2 separate regions of the Homo sapiens genome follow, and region 1 is linked to region 2. The links are chromatin contacts, found by Hi-C or POLR2A ChIA-PET in ENCODE. All regions are on one chromosome and are shown on one strand. The core of a region is the stretch at or near the end of the contact, and the rest is flanking DNA. Distances in the headings are between cores, read along the strand shown.

Region 1 (6,525 bases), core at 3,665-6,164, 110 kb after region 2:
ACCAGGGCAGGAGAGAGGCTGGGTCGCCTCCGATGGTTCCCAGGGGCAGCTTTTGTGCTTCCCACCCTGGGGCCTGACTCCCTACCCTTTCCCCTCCCTGCACGGGGCTCCAGGATGGCGCTCAGCTGAGAGCCCCTGGGGTGCTTCCAGTCCTGGGCTCTGACAAGAGAGAGAACGTGAGGTGGGCTGGAGGGGAAGTGGTCCAAGGCCCTGCCCGCTTCCCAAGCGTTGGCACAAGTGGGGCTTATGCCAGAGGCCCCTGAGAGTCAGAGGGCAGCCAGACCTGGGTGGGGCATCCAGACAGGTCCCACAGCCCTGCGTCTCCAAGGGTGGGCAGGGGGCGTGGCCCGAGGGGGCTGACCTGCACCTCTCTGGCACTGCTTGGGAAAAGAGGAGGCCTTCATTTCAGCAGGGCCTTGGGCCAGGGTCCCTCTCACCCTGTGCATCCTGGTCCTGCCTGTGACCACAGGAACATTCGTGGAAGCCACTGCCCACTGGTGGCAGCCCCCGTGGCTGCCCCAACCCCTGGGGTAGGAATAACATTTCCCAGGCAGGTGGCCACATGTACGTGGTCCGGGCTCCACAGCGCCTGGGGGTGGGGCCGAGGCACTCGCACACATGCTGTTTGTTAGTGCATCCTCCTGGCGCTTTGCTTTCTTACCAGGAGTGGAAGGGCACACACGGGAAGTGCAGCTTTGAAGCAGTTTGACTTTGGTGATTAATGGCAAGAAAGCCAAGCTGGGAGAGACAGTTTTGATTTATTGATGTTGCTTTGTGAGAACAAATTTATAGCCTGGGGAAGCATCTTCCAAGGGGAATATCGCATGGCTGGAAAGGTCACACGCCAGCTTTGATGTCGGGTGGCAGGAATGTGGGCAGGAGGCAGCGCTGCCAGCTGCTGTTTGTCAAACACACAGGCTACCTGCTGGCCAGGCCTTTCCCAGCACCTGCCTGTAGGACCCCGGGTGGCATGCACACTATTGTCCCAGGGAGGAGAGGCAGGGACTCCCCAGGTGCTGCCCCTTCCCACACCAGTGTCCCCACTGGACACTCCAAGGCCCGCAGTGCACTGCAGTCCTGCCCCTTCTGCACAGGCTGGAGACTCCCAGAGATCTTGTTTGAATCAACTCCAAATCCTTCAGGTCCTTCCCTGCCTCTTATCAGAGGCCGCTGGAAACACAAGGCCTGCTTCTGTGGACCAGGGGCTCCTCTGGGGGTGGCCTCAGCCACGGCTGAGATCCCTAGAAGTCCAGGAGCTGTGGGGAAGAGAAGCACTTAGGGCCAGCCAGCCGGGCACCCCCACTTGCGCCCCGACCCACGCTCACGCACCAGCTGCGGAAGCACCTTCTCCAGCTGGTCCACGTCCACACGGAGCGCGTCTTCTGCCTGGGCCTGCCGCACGCCGCGGACTGCTGCTTCTGCGGTGAGAAACGCGAGAGGTGGGGGATGCTGGGGGGATCTTAAACCCGAGCCCAGTGAGGGCCTCAGCCTGGGCCGGTGCCCCCCCCAACACCCACGGGCAGCCCCCAGAACCAGGCCACAGCACCTGACAAACAGGCTCAGGAGACCCAAGTTTAGGCCCTTGTGGGAAACGGGAAAACACGTCTTGGTTTTCCCGCTGGAAAAACGCAAAATTCCGGATGCTGTGCCCGGAGGGAGCGTGGGCCCTGGGCTCACCCACAACGAAGACCTTCAGCAACTCCACCATGAGCTGCAGCGCGTCCCCGCTCACTGCAAGGCAGGGGGAGGTTATGCGGGACCCTCACCCACCGCTCTGGCTGGGTGCTCCAGACATACCCCCGCCCTCCCGAGGCCTTGGCCCTGCAGAGTTGCAGGAAAGGGTCCCTGAGGACAGACACGGGGACCCACCTCCCGCCCGCACCCCCACCCGCACCTTTGGTCTTGTCATCCTTGAAGTGCAGGTGCAGCAGCCTGCTCACCAGCTCCTAGAAGGGAGGGGGGTGTCAGCGCCACGCCCCGCCCTCCCCCCCGCACCCCCCAGGGTGGTGACCATTCTGGTGACAGTGGCTGTGACTTCTGGCTGGAGACGCCCTCTGTGCCTGAGCCTCTCCCAGGGCAGGGGACAAGGGCCAGCCTAGTGCTTCGGGTGGCAGAAGCTGAAGCAGATGCGTGGGCAGCTCCACTAGGGGGCGCCAGGGCCCTGCACAGGGTCTGGGCTGGGAGCCTCCCTACGGCGTGAGTGGTCGCAGACACGGGAGCAGGCCCCGCTGCTGGGGCTCCAGGGAGAGAGTGGAGAAAGGCCTCGTCGAGTCCGGCCTAATCTTGCACTCCCATCCCCGGCAGAGGGCCATGGCTCTGCTCTCCTTGTGGGGAGGCAGGGAAGGCAGAGCCCGGGTTGGGTCTGGAGGCTGGAGGTGGCTGCTCTGCAGGTGGGCTGGCCTGAGGGAGTGCCACCAGTAGGGCCTTCCTTGTGCCAACTCTGTTCTGGGTGCTGGGTCAGCTCCGCCCGTCTTGCCCTGGTGCTCATGATCCTGCAGGAGGTGCTGGTGTCCTGGGAGCGCAGAGCGGGGCTGCGCCAGCGTGGTCCACAGGCTGGAGTGAGGGGTGGGCCAGACGCTGAGGGCCCAGGGCATGATGAGCTCTCCGTGTCTCCATGGCAGGAAACTGGGAGTCCTCTCTAGGTTTTTGTGGAAAGCAGCACTGGCGTTGGAAAGGACCACTCTGGCTGCCATGCCCGGGGTGGGGGGAAGGGAGGGGGCTGCAGAGCCAGGGCCTTTCTGCCTTTCTGATGGATGGAGGACGGGGACAAGGGAGGAGTCTACGCCAAGACCCCAAAAGGACGGCACTGCTCTGAGGAGATGGGGGGCCGTGGGCAAGTGCATTTTGGAGCTAGGACACAGGAGATCAGTTTGGGATGCGTTGTGTGTGAACACAGGAGTGGTGGGTGGCAGCTGCAGTGGTGGCGGCCGAGACTCAGGAGGGCAGCCCTGGGTGGCTGGTGGAGCCATGAGACTCAGTGAGGTGGCCCAGGCCAGGCACCGGCCCACAGCCGCCGGGAAAGGAGCCAGCACGGAGAGTCCAGGACTGGGGGTGGGGGCAGTGGGCACCCAGGAGCCCAGAAACAGGCCACTAAAAGGGCAGGTGGGTGAACTACCAGCCAGGCCACCAGCATCGGCCACAGGGAGGTCACAGCACCTCACCCAGAGCAGTCCAGCAGGTGACAAGCAGAGCATGGACGGGTGAAGCCCTAAGATGCAGATGGTGAAGAATGTTCCCCAGCAGCGGGCAGCAGGGTCCAGCATCCCGGCTTGTCCAGCATCCCGGCTCGTCCTGAGCCCTTGCTGTTCCCTAGCCAGGGTCCCAGTCACCACCCGCATGAGCCCAGTGCCACCTGCTGGTCCTTCCAGCTGCTTACTGCCAGCAGTACCAGAAAGGCACCAGAAAAGGTAGAGAAGGCACTATCTCCCCACCTGCTCCGGGACCCCCAACACTGCTGCCCCAGGCCTTGGAAGGAAGACCACGCCAGAGAGTGGCGGATGCCAGGTCTGCCTCGACAATCCATGGGGCTTCCCCGTACATCGGCAGTGGCCTCGGAAGGCAGGCCCAGCACTGGGGCGGTTGTGGAGGGTGCCTAGGACACAGCCAGCTTTGCCCCATGACGTGGGCGCCACGCCAGGGCTACGGGCCCCCCACTCCCCGTCATTCTCACGCTCATTCTCTGCAATGACCACAACTCCAGCTCTGGCCAGAGCCCCTGGGCCTCTAGTTGTCAGGTGGGCTTGATAGAACACATGACCTCCTGGGGTGTGTACCCAGTGCCCCGTCTCCGGCAGTGGCCTTTTGGCTACTTTAACCTGGTGTTCTCACAACCACCCAGTGAGGTGGCCCAAGCCTCAGTGACTTTCTCTTTCTGAATTCCGGCAAGAATCTTCAACTCCACCACCAGAGTTCCCCACACCGACACCCCCCGCCCCCCACGCCTGCTGCCTTGGGTGATAAAGAAGGGCCTGATTCAGGAGAAACAGAATTCTCCCTGCTTCTACAGGGCTGAAGTCCTCCCTCCAGGATGGGTTCACAAGGGCCTGAGACCCTCCCTTCCCAGGCCACAGAGGCCCACGAGGCCCTGCTGACATCGAGGAAGCTCGGTGCCCCAACCTTCAGGTAGAGCAGTAGAAAGGTTCAGAAACCACTCTGCCTGCACCGATGGGGTCCTCTGCACATGGCACCCCCAGAGAGCTCCACTTCCAGGAACAGGGAAGAGCAGGGCACGCCCTCCAGCCTGGGCGGATCCTGGCTCAGACGGCCTAGGTCTGACCCTAGCCCTGCTGAGTCACTTAACGCCCCCGTGCCTCAGTTTCTCCACTGGCAGGTGGGGTTAATCCCTGTCAAGTGTGTGTAACGTGGAGCACCGAAGAAACCACGCGTTCCTAGCCCAGTGCTGGCGCCCACCGGGGAGCAAACAAAAGGGAAACCACTGTGCCTGGCGGCTGGGGTAGGTCCTGCCGGCTCCTCGGGCTGGACGATCTCACTGTCCCCGTCCTGGGGCCTCATCTCCCCTTAACAAAAGACCCCAGGCTCAGGGCGCAGGGCGGCGGCCCAGCTCCTCCTCTCTCTTCGCCGGCTTGGACTCCGCCGTGACGGCGCCCACCCCTGCCTGTTTCTGCAGACCCTCTCCACCTTCCCGCAGCCCCGGCTGCTCCACGCCCCCTCCTACCAGCTGCGAGACACCAGCCCACGAGGGCGCGGGGCGCGCGGCCCGGCCGGAGATGGAGTCTGAGAACGGGCCCAACCTCAAAGGCACAGGGGGCGGCGCGGGGGCTGGCGTCTGGCCCTCACAGTGTCACGCGTGAGGTCGGGACGGAGCGTCCGCGCCTGCCTAGCCCCTGCCCTCCGGCCCTCACCTTCCGGAAGCCGGATCCAGCTCCTGCTCCCTCCATGACCGCAGCCTCAACGCGCGCCCACCGGAACCCCGCCCCGCGCCTCCAGCCAATGAGACCGGAGCGCGCCCCCGGAGCCCCGCCCCGCGCCCCTAGCCAATGAGTCCGAAGCGCCTGCTCTCGGAGCCCCGCCCCCACGTCTCAGCCAATGAGCCCGGAGCGCGCCCTCCAGCAGCCCCTCCCTCACGTCCCGCAGCCAATGAACTTGGAACGCGCCCTCCCGGGGCACCACCCTCACGACCCTCAGCCAATGAGCCCGGAGCATGCCCTCCCGGGGCCCCACCCTCATGCCCCTAGCCAATGAACCTGGAGCGCGCTGCCCCCTCTCAGCTTGCGGCCCGAAAGGCGCGCCAGTTCCTTTGTTCTCATTGGCCCGCACCAAGCGCTGCCTGCGCAGAGCCTGCTAGGAGTTGTAGTTCCCGCGGCCTCTCCCGGCGCGCCTTGTTCTTCCTGGATACTGAGGCCCCGACGCGGCTGTCGCGAGGGCGGGGGTCGGGGCTGCAGGCGGGGCAGGGCTGGGTGGGGGCGCGCGACGCACCTGCCTGCTTCCTGCACGGGTGGTCCCCAAGCACTGCGGGGCCCCAGCCCAAAGCGGACCTTGACTACCGCCCAGCCCCGCGCTCCCAGGACCTCCCGCCCGCGGAGCCCACTCGGATTGCTCTCCGCCCGGGTCGGCGGAGGCCCCGTCTCCTGTACCCGGCGCTGGGACTGCTCCGCACCGCGCGGCTCCCTTTCAGCAGCTGCGGGAGCATGCGGAGGAGGCCCTGCCGGCCCCGCGGGTCATGGAGGAGTTCCGGCGCTCCTACAGCCGCCTGTGCAGGGAGAGTGGGGCCGAGCCCCAGGAGGCTGTCCTGCAGCAGCTGCACCAGCTTCCCAGGGGCCGGCTGGACCTGGCCACGCAAAGCCTGACGGTGGAGACCTGCAGGGCCCTGGGCAAGCTGCTGCCGAGGGAGACGCTGTGCACGGAGCTGGTCCTGAGTGACTGCATGCTCAGCGAGGAAGGTGGGCAGGCGCGGCGGGGTGGATCCCTCTGCTCCTTAGCTGCCCACACCATTGCCTCGGCAGCCCGAGGTCGCTTCCTCTCCAGGCTCTCCAATTTCTGTGCCGTAGTTAAAGCGAGCAGGGGCGCCCCTTCCTGCACCTGGGAGTAGAGGGCAGTTCCTCTGTATGACGGGGGAGAGGCCTTAACATTCGCGGTCTTACCTGGTTCCCCGCGTGCAGAGCCGGCTTGGTGCCTGGCAGGGGCTGCAGGTGTTTCAAACATGACTTCGCAGCGAGACTCTTGGCCAGCGCCAACCCAGACCATCGGGACAGTTGTCCCTTCCTGGGTCTAGGGAGCTGCCCTGAAAAGGGGCCCACGGGGAGGGCCTTGGGGTCAGCAGGGGCAGAGAGTGACCGCCGGCCCCCCTTACACAGGGGCCACACTGCTGCTCCGAGGCCTGTGTGCCAACACCGTGCTGCGCTTTCTGGACTTAAAGGTGAGATACCTGCACTCTTGAGTGTCCGAGTGTGCCACCCAAGGGCAAGAGGAGAGGTGGAAGATGCCAGGTCTCGGGGGCCTGGGGTCTGGGCAGGTGGCTGGAAGCTGTCTGTGAGTCCCCAGGCCGCTCTCTGATGGCCTCCTGTG
Region 2 (6,112 bases), core at 2,819-5,318:
CAGTGGCTGCCGTGACCGGCCAGCCGGTGCCACCACCCGCCTGCCCTCCCTCCCAGCATCCACCAGTGAGCCAAACCTGGCAGTCAGTGCCTGGTCAGTGCCAGGGACAGAGGGAGGAGGGTGAGGCTCTGGGCTGGCCTTTCCCCAAGGGATGGCTGGGACAGGTGGCCGGGGGAGCCCCCTGCAGCTGCGTGCTCAGCTCTCCCTGCACAGCCGCACTCACCTTGCCAAAACTGTCTGCATACTCCCGGTACTCAGAGGACATCTCCTGCACAGAAGGTCAGAGCAGGGCTGAGGGGCCTGCCCTCCCGGCGTGGCCACCCCAGAACCGGCTGGGGATGGGGAGCAGTGGGCAGGAGGACCCTGAGAGGGCAGGGAGGTGCCCCTCCTTTCCCCTGGAGACCTCGACCCAGGGGCCTCGGGGATTCCGCCGCCGACTCACCTGGCTGCTGTGATGGGCTTTGGTTACCAGCAGCATGCGGCCCACGAGGTCTGTGGTGGACACCCCTTGCGTGCGCTTGCATTCTCTGGGGGACACAGTGGGAGTGGGGTCTCATCCTGGGACACTCGCAAGGCTCTGCCTCCTGCTACCACCACTAGGGACACTAGCAGCCCTGCTGTGGCAGAACCCACGGCTGCCCCAAAGACTGAGGGTCCCCTTCCTGTGCAAGGCCATAACAGAAAACCTGGGTTGGGAACATGGGGAAGGCCTCCACGCTTTTATTGACTGAAGGGAGTGGCAGGAGCACAGAAAAGGACCCTTGCTGGGGCCCAGGTGTGCAATGCCAGGGAGAGGATGGGCACTGGGGTAGCAGCTCTGCTTCCTGCCTCCCTCACACCCACGTCCTGCCCGCTGAGCATCTGCAGCTGAGTGAATTCTCAGCTGCAGCATCTCATGCGGGAGCCACTGGCCTCATGTCCCTGACGTCTGGTAATTCAGATATAGTGCCAGCTCCCCAGCAGTGCCAGCCACGTCCCCCGAGCTCAACAGCTGCCACCTCACAAAGCTGTGCCTTTGGAGCCCTGGGGCCATGGGTCTGCAGCACCAAATGGCAAGGGCCTCCAGGCCACCCCACAATGGCACCTCCATCCCTCGAGTTCCCAGTCCTGGGCGTGAGGAACATGGCCCAGGGCCTGGACGCTCCCCTCACGGGCTCCCGGTAAATAGCAAAGCACGAGCCAGGAGGGAGCCCCGTGTCCAGCTCCCTGGATGGCCAGGCCCGCGGTGGAGACTCACCTGTACCTCCCAGCCTGCTTTACTTCCTCATAGGTGTCCCGGCCATCTACAGTCAGGGTGATGTCATCTAAGCAGTGACACACAAGGACAAGGATCCTTAACCCAAAGCCACCAGAACCTTCAGAGCCCAGGACCCTCTCGGCCCCTGGCCTGCCCTAGTGTCCGCGTGCCCATTTCTAGGTGGGGGCCCGGAAATGTCTCAGATCCTCAAAGGGCGGAGGCCCCCTGTTCCCGGATGTCCCACCAGCAGATCTGATCCTGAGCCACCTGATGTCCCCAGGCCCCCAGGTCCCAGCCCCGCCACTCACTGCCGTGAACACAGAAGTCACAGTTGTATTTGTCCAGGGTCTCTAGTGTAGTGACGTAGGGAGCCGCTGGCACCACCTCGTCCACCCATTTGATGGCCTGCACCATCTTGTATCTCTCCTCCTGAGTGAACACCGGGGGCCCCTTGTGCTTGGCGATCTCCTCTAGGAAAAGGACAACGGGGAGACTGGGGACCCCAGCCCACCCGGCCCCTCCAGTAGGAGGCCCCTTCCCAGCACCCAGCTGTAGCCACACAAGAGGGCCGGTGGGGGCAGGCTGTCTCTCTACCCTGGCCCTTAGCCCACTAGTGCTGGCCAACTGGGTGGCTCTCTTCCCTGCGAGGGTCTCAGGCAAAGGCAGAGATTCCTTCTGACGAGCAGGTGCTCAGCCCCTGAAGGCTTGGGAGCCTCGCTGGCAGTGGTGGGGAGCAGGTGCCCCTTCTCTTTAGCTGGGACAGGAAATGCAAGATGGGAAAGGCATTAGGCCATCCTCAGCTGGGGCTGGGCTGGGTGAGCCTACAGTGCCCTCCCCTACAGCTGTGCCCTGGCAAGGTGGCCCCAGGCCTGCAGGCTTTCAGTCAACAGTCGCAACCCACAGGAGGGCTGGGGGGCCGCGGGTGGGCGAGGCCATCTGTGCTTACCATCGGTGTGCACGCCTACGATGAGGTAGTCACCCATGGCCCGTGCCTGGCGCAGCTGGTTGGAGTGGCCGTAATGCACCATGTCATAGCTGTGGAGACAGAGAGAGTGGGTGGTCCCTGTGCCAAGGGTGGGGACCAGGTGTCCCTGTGGGTTAGGGGCAGAGCTTTGCTCCTCTGAGGACTCCTTAGGAAGCGCTCTGAGAAGCTGCTGCTGGGAGCCCTGGGACTGGGATTCGGAGGATGTAGGTGCTCAGCTCTCCACCCCACTGGCTCCTGGGCCTGACGGTGGGACCCCTGTGCCAGATCTAGAAAGGGTGGCAGGGGCAGAGATGTCAAGGCCTGGCTGGGTCTAGAGGACTGGTGGGTGCAGGACAGACTGGAGCCCACTGAAAGCTGCAGGGCCACGTGTCCTATCCCCTCACCAAATATCAACTGCCCTGGGCAGTCACTTTAAAATAAGCCGATGTTAACTCTTGGGGTAGGGTTGGATCCTAGACTACCTTGAGACAAGCAAACAGTCCCTGGGGCTAACCCAAAACAAATCCAACCACAAAATAAAACCCTGGGAATCACTGGCCCTGAAAATCCTGTCTCTCCTCCCTTACGGCCTCAAGCTCAGCAGGCTTAACGCTAAGGGTGAACAGCCACTGCCTTGCCACCTGGCTCGAGAGTTTTCATTCACAAATCTAGGTCTGCTAACACGTGAACTCTCAAGCCCAAAGCTACACAGCCCTGCCACCAACTGGGCCTCGCTGCCCTGGCTTCTTCGCCACTTCTTTACAGCAGCGGCCCATCCCCTCAAGTGGACAAAGCTGTCCCTGCCTCTCCAGGGAGAGGTGTGACCCTGGCAGCCCACACAGTGCACAGAGTTGCTCCACTGCACACCACTGCTTCCTCCCAGCACCCCTGCCACAGTGCGCGGAGCCCGGCAGACATGCTGGGTAAAATCTGGCGGGCCCATGTACCCACTGGACAGGCTGGAGGGGAGGAGGGGGCAGAGGCTGGGCCAGGGGAGCACAGTCTGGAATGGGGCTGGGGCCTGGTCAGGGCAAGGTCAAAGTCCACTGACACAAAGCCACATTCCTTTTCCCAGAGGTGACTCGGACACAGAAGACAAGGCCCTGCTTGCTCTCCTGGGAAGGGCTAATCAGATAGAGGCGCTTGCTTCCTGGATTCCATCCGGCAGGCACGTGAAAGGGTCAGAGGTAGCAAATTATCAGTAACGGTCGTCTTCCTTTCACTTGTTGACAACCCGAAACTTTTCTTAAAACAATGCCCTCTGACTGGCCAGGGAAGACCGATCGCATTCTAGCCCCGCGGAGGAGGACCCGGGAGCCCGCGGGCTTCACCGCGGGTCCCGGACAGGCAGGTCGCACCCGATGCCCACCTACAGGGACGCTCGCCCGGAGGCCAGGGGAACCCCTGGACCGGAGCCGGGCAAGCTGGTTGCTGGTGGTTACGGAGAAGCAGGGAGGCCGTGGCTCCAGATCTCAGCGCGGTGGCTGCACCGGAGAGGTCGGCGTGACCGGGCGGGGCCTCCGCCAGAGGTAGACGGGGTCGCCCACGGCAGGGCGCGGAGCCTCTGCAGCCCGACCCTCCCGGCAGGCGAGCCCCGCAGCCTGCCAGCCCCGGCCCATGCCGGACGAGGACGCCACCCAGAACGCGGGCCCGGTCCCCGGGCAACGGCTGGCGCGGCGCCCCGGAAGGAAGCCGGCCCCGGCGCCCCCGCGGCCCGCCCCGGCCCCGCGCTCACCAGCCATCGCACCACACCCTCACGGCGCGCCTGCCCCCCGGGCCCGGCTGCTCTGCGCCGCCTGCAGCCCCGCGCCCGTTCCGGATCATGGCCCCGCAGCGGCGGCGCGGACAGCCTGGCAGCTCCCGGCGACTCCGAGCGCCGCCGCCCGCCCCGCCAGGCGCACGCTCAGCGGCCGTCACGCGGGCCTCACCCGCTGCGCACGGCCAATGGCGTGCGCCGCTCGGCCCGAGCCCCGCCCCCGCCTCCCCCGCCCCGCCTCCCGCCCTCCGCCCCGAGCCCCACCCCCCGAAGGCCGCGCCCCACCGCACCTCCGCGCACGGCCAATGGCGTGAGCCCCTGACAGAGTCCCGCCCCCTCCAAACGCACAGCCAATGGCGTGTGCCGCGCTTTCCGAGCCCCGCCCCCCGACCCACACCTGGCCTCTCCGCACCGCCCACACCTGGCGCTCGGCTGGCGGGGCAGTGCGGCGTGGGGACCGTCCCACCGCCGCCACCTCCGGGAACCTCCACGGGGCGCTGTCCCAACCAGGGGAGTTTTTTTTCTTATTTTTTGGCACAATAATCTACAGTTGTCCCCTGTCCAACCAAGGGAGTTTTAAGCCACGACCGAGCTGCCAGGCGGCAGACCTGAGCCCGGGGAGCCCGCGCCGACCACTCGGGGACACCGGAAGCCAGTGCAGAAACGTTTAATAGAAATAAAAAGGTCTGCATAGAGCCGAGGCTCGGAGCCACCCCTCTGCCGCACATCCAGTACAGAGAGGATTCTATAAAGTTCACACTTTTTCATTAAGTAGTAGTAGAAATACGGTGAGGCCCTGAGACTGGCCTGGTGAGCGAGGAAAGGCCGCTGGGCGCTTCCACTCTGCAGGCCGGGGCTGAAATAACCCGAGTTCCGTTCTCACAGAAAGGTGCGGCTGCCACCTCTTGACACAGAGGCCGGATGGGCAGGTGTCCTCGATGGCCAGGCCGTATCAGGGTACAACCGCAGCAGTGCAAGGGGCTTCCTCAAGGACAAATGGCTAAAAATGTCACGGTGAAAATGTCATCCCCAAAGAGTTCGTTCTCCCTAGACCCGTGGGGGCAACCCAGCCTTCACCGTGACACTGGCCATCTGCAAAGTGCCAACTGTTCTTCATCGAGCACGTGATTACGTCACTTTCTTCCTTTTTGTGCGTTTTGTGCAGCCCCTGCCAAACCAGCCCCCTAGGATGGGGGCCGAGCTAAGCGGTGCACCCCGGTCCCCAGGCGGGGCCTCCTCTCTGCTTCTGCACAGCGACTTCCGACTGTGGCTGCCTTCTTCACCAGCACGCAGGGGAGTCGCCAGTGAGAAAATGGGATCCTGCCACCTGCCAAAAAGGGAAAGCGGCATCAGGCGGGCCTGGGAGCCTCTCGCAGTCACACCTGCCCCAGCTCGGGAAAGCTGTCTGCGGTCCCTGCCTTCCCATCCCCTTCCCTCCCGTGTCAACTGCGGCGGGGCTCTGGTTGGCGGCAGCTTCATTGTTACCAAGCTGCAGAACGGATGTGGGAGAGGTCACCTCTTAGGTGGTGACTCAAAGGTCGGCACCCACACTAGCTCGGTCTCCTCAAAACTCCGTGTCCTTGTCCACCACTGAGCGGCGTGCACACACAGGGTGGGGCAGCAGTGGCCCCAGGGCTGCCTCCGTCTCCAGGGATGAGTCACTAGCAACTCTGGGCCCCACCTTCCACTTGTACCGCTGGGGCAGGTGGACCAGACCCTCTCCCCCTTCCCAGCTGACTAGGGAGGCGTGGCCTACAGACGACCCCGTGAAGAAAGCATGTGTCTGACGGAGATGCAGAACCACAGATCATAACTTAAGATACAGATACGCACTGATAAGGAAAATGAGCTAAGTTAATGTAAAAAAAAAATACAGTACACGATAGCCCACATCACAGAACACCACACACATAACATACAAGAAGTGCCAGGCCCAGAAGGTGAAGGGATCCTTAATTTCTTGAACCCTTTGATTAAAAGAAGTTATTGATTTCCCCTATAAGACCCTGAAAATTCACAGAGAAAGAGAGTGTAAACTTTTTACTCAATACATACACCAAGTCTAAATTATCACAAATTCTGTATTAAGGCACAGTTTGTTTAAGCTTTCCCAAAGTACGCCAACTCCCAAAACCAAGCACACAGATTCTGTCTG

Evidence for each region. Hi-C counts contacts between places; a loop is a spot of excess contacts on that map. ChIA-PET counts read pairs that join two places held with the same protein, here RNA polymerase II (POLR2A). Pooled maps may share reads with other maps.
Region 1: a loop to region 2 is called in a map of B cell, with 19 times the contacts of the local background. The contact joins the promoter of CENPX here to the promoter of PCYT2 in region 2. A Hi-C loop is called at or near these places in 10 of 168 maps with a recorded cell type or tissue (B cell, Caco-2, HAP-1 and 7 more), 17 of 37 single-sample maps with no recorded cell type and 18 of 50 pooled maps. POLR2A ChIA-PET finds 5 or more read pairs at or near these places in 17 of 52 experiments (AG04450, BJ, Caco-2 and 11 more).

Annotation. Positions count from the first base shown.
Region 1 is chr17:82,017,964-82,024,488 of GRCh38, forward strand. It overlaps CENPX (centromere protein X), which reads right to left and starts at 4,915. Exons shown (of 5, transcript NM_001271006.2): 1 at 4,863-4,915; 2 at 1,895-1,946; 3 at 1,678-1,731; 4 at 1,330-1,418; 5 at 740-1,256. The coding sequence starts at 4,898. The coding sequence ends at 1,242. LRRC45 (leucine rich repeat containing 45) reads left to right here and starts at 5,342. Exons shown (of 17, transcript NM_144999.4): 1 at 5,342-5,900; 2 at 6,315-6,376. The coding sequence starts at 5,681. RefSeq lists enhancers at 3,170-3,842, 5,392-6,315 and a silencer at 4,606-5,655.
Region 2 is chr17:81,907,331-81,913,442 of GRCh38, forward strand. It overlaps PCYT2 (phosphate cytidylyltransferase 2, ethanolamine), which reads right to left and starts at 4,069. Exons shown (of 13, transcript NM_002861.5): 1 at 3,937-4,069; 2 at 2,184-2,272; 3 at 1,546-1,707; 4 at 1,238-1,304; 5 at 443-527; 6 at 224-268. The coding sequence starts at 4,025. SIRT7 (sirtuin 7) reads right to left here. Exons shown (of 10, transcript NM_016538.3): 10 at 4,609-5,284. The coding sequence ends at 5,086. RefSeq lists silencers at 3,633-3,772, 3,933-4,222, 4,253-4,422.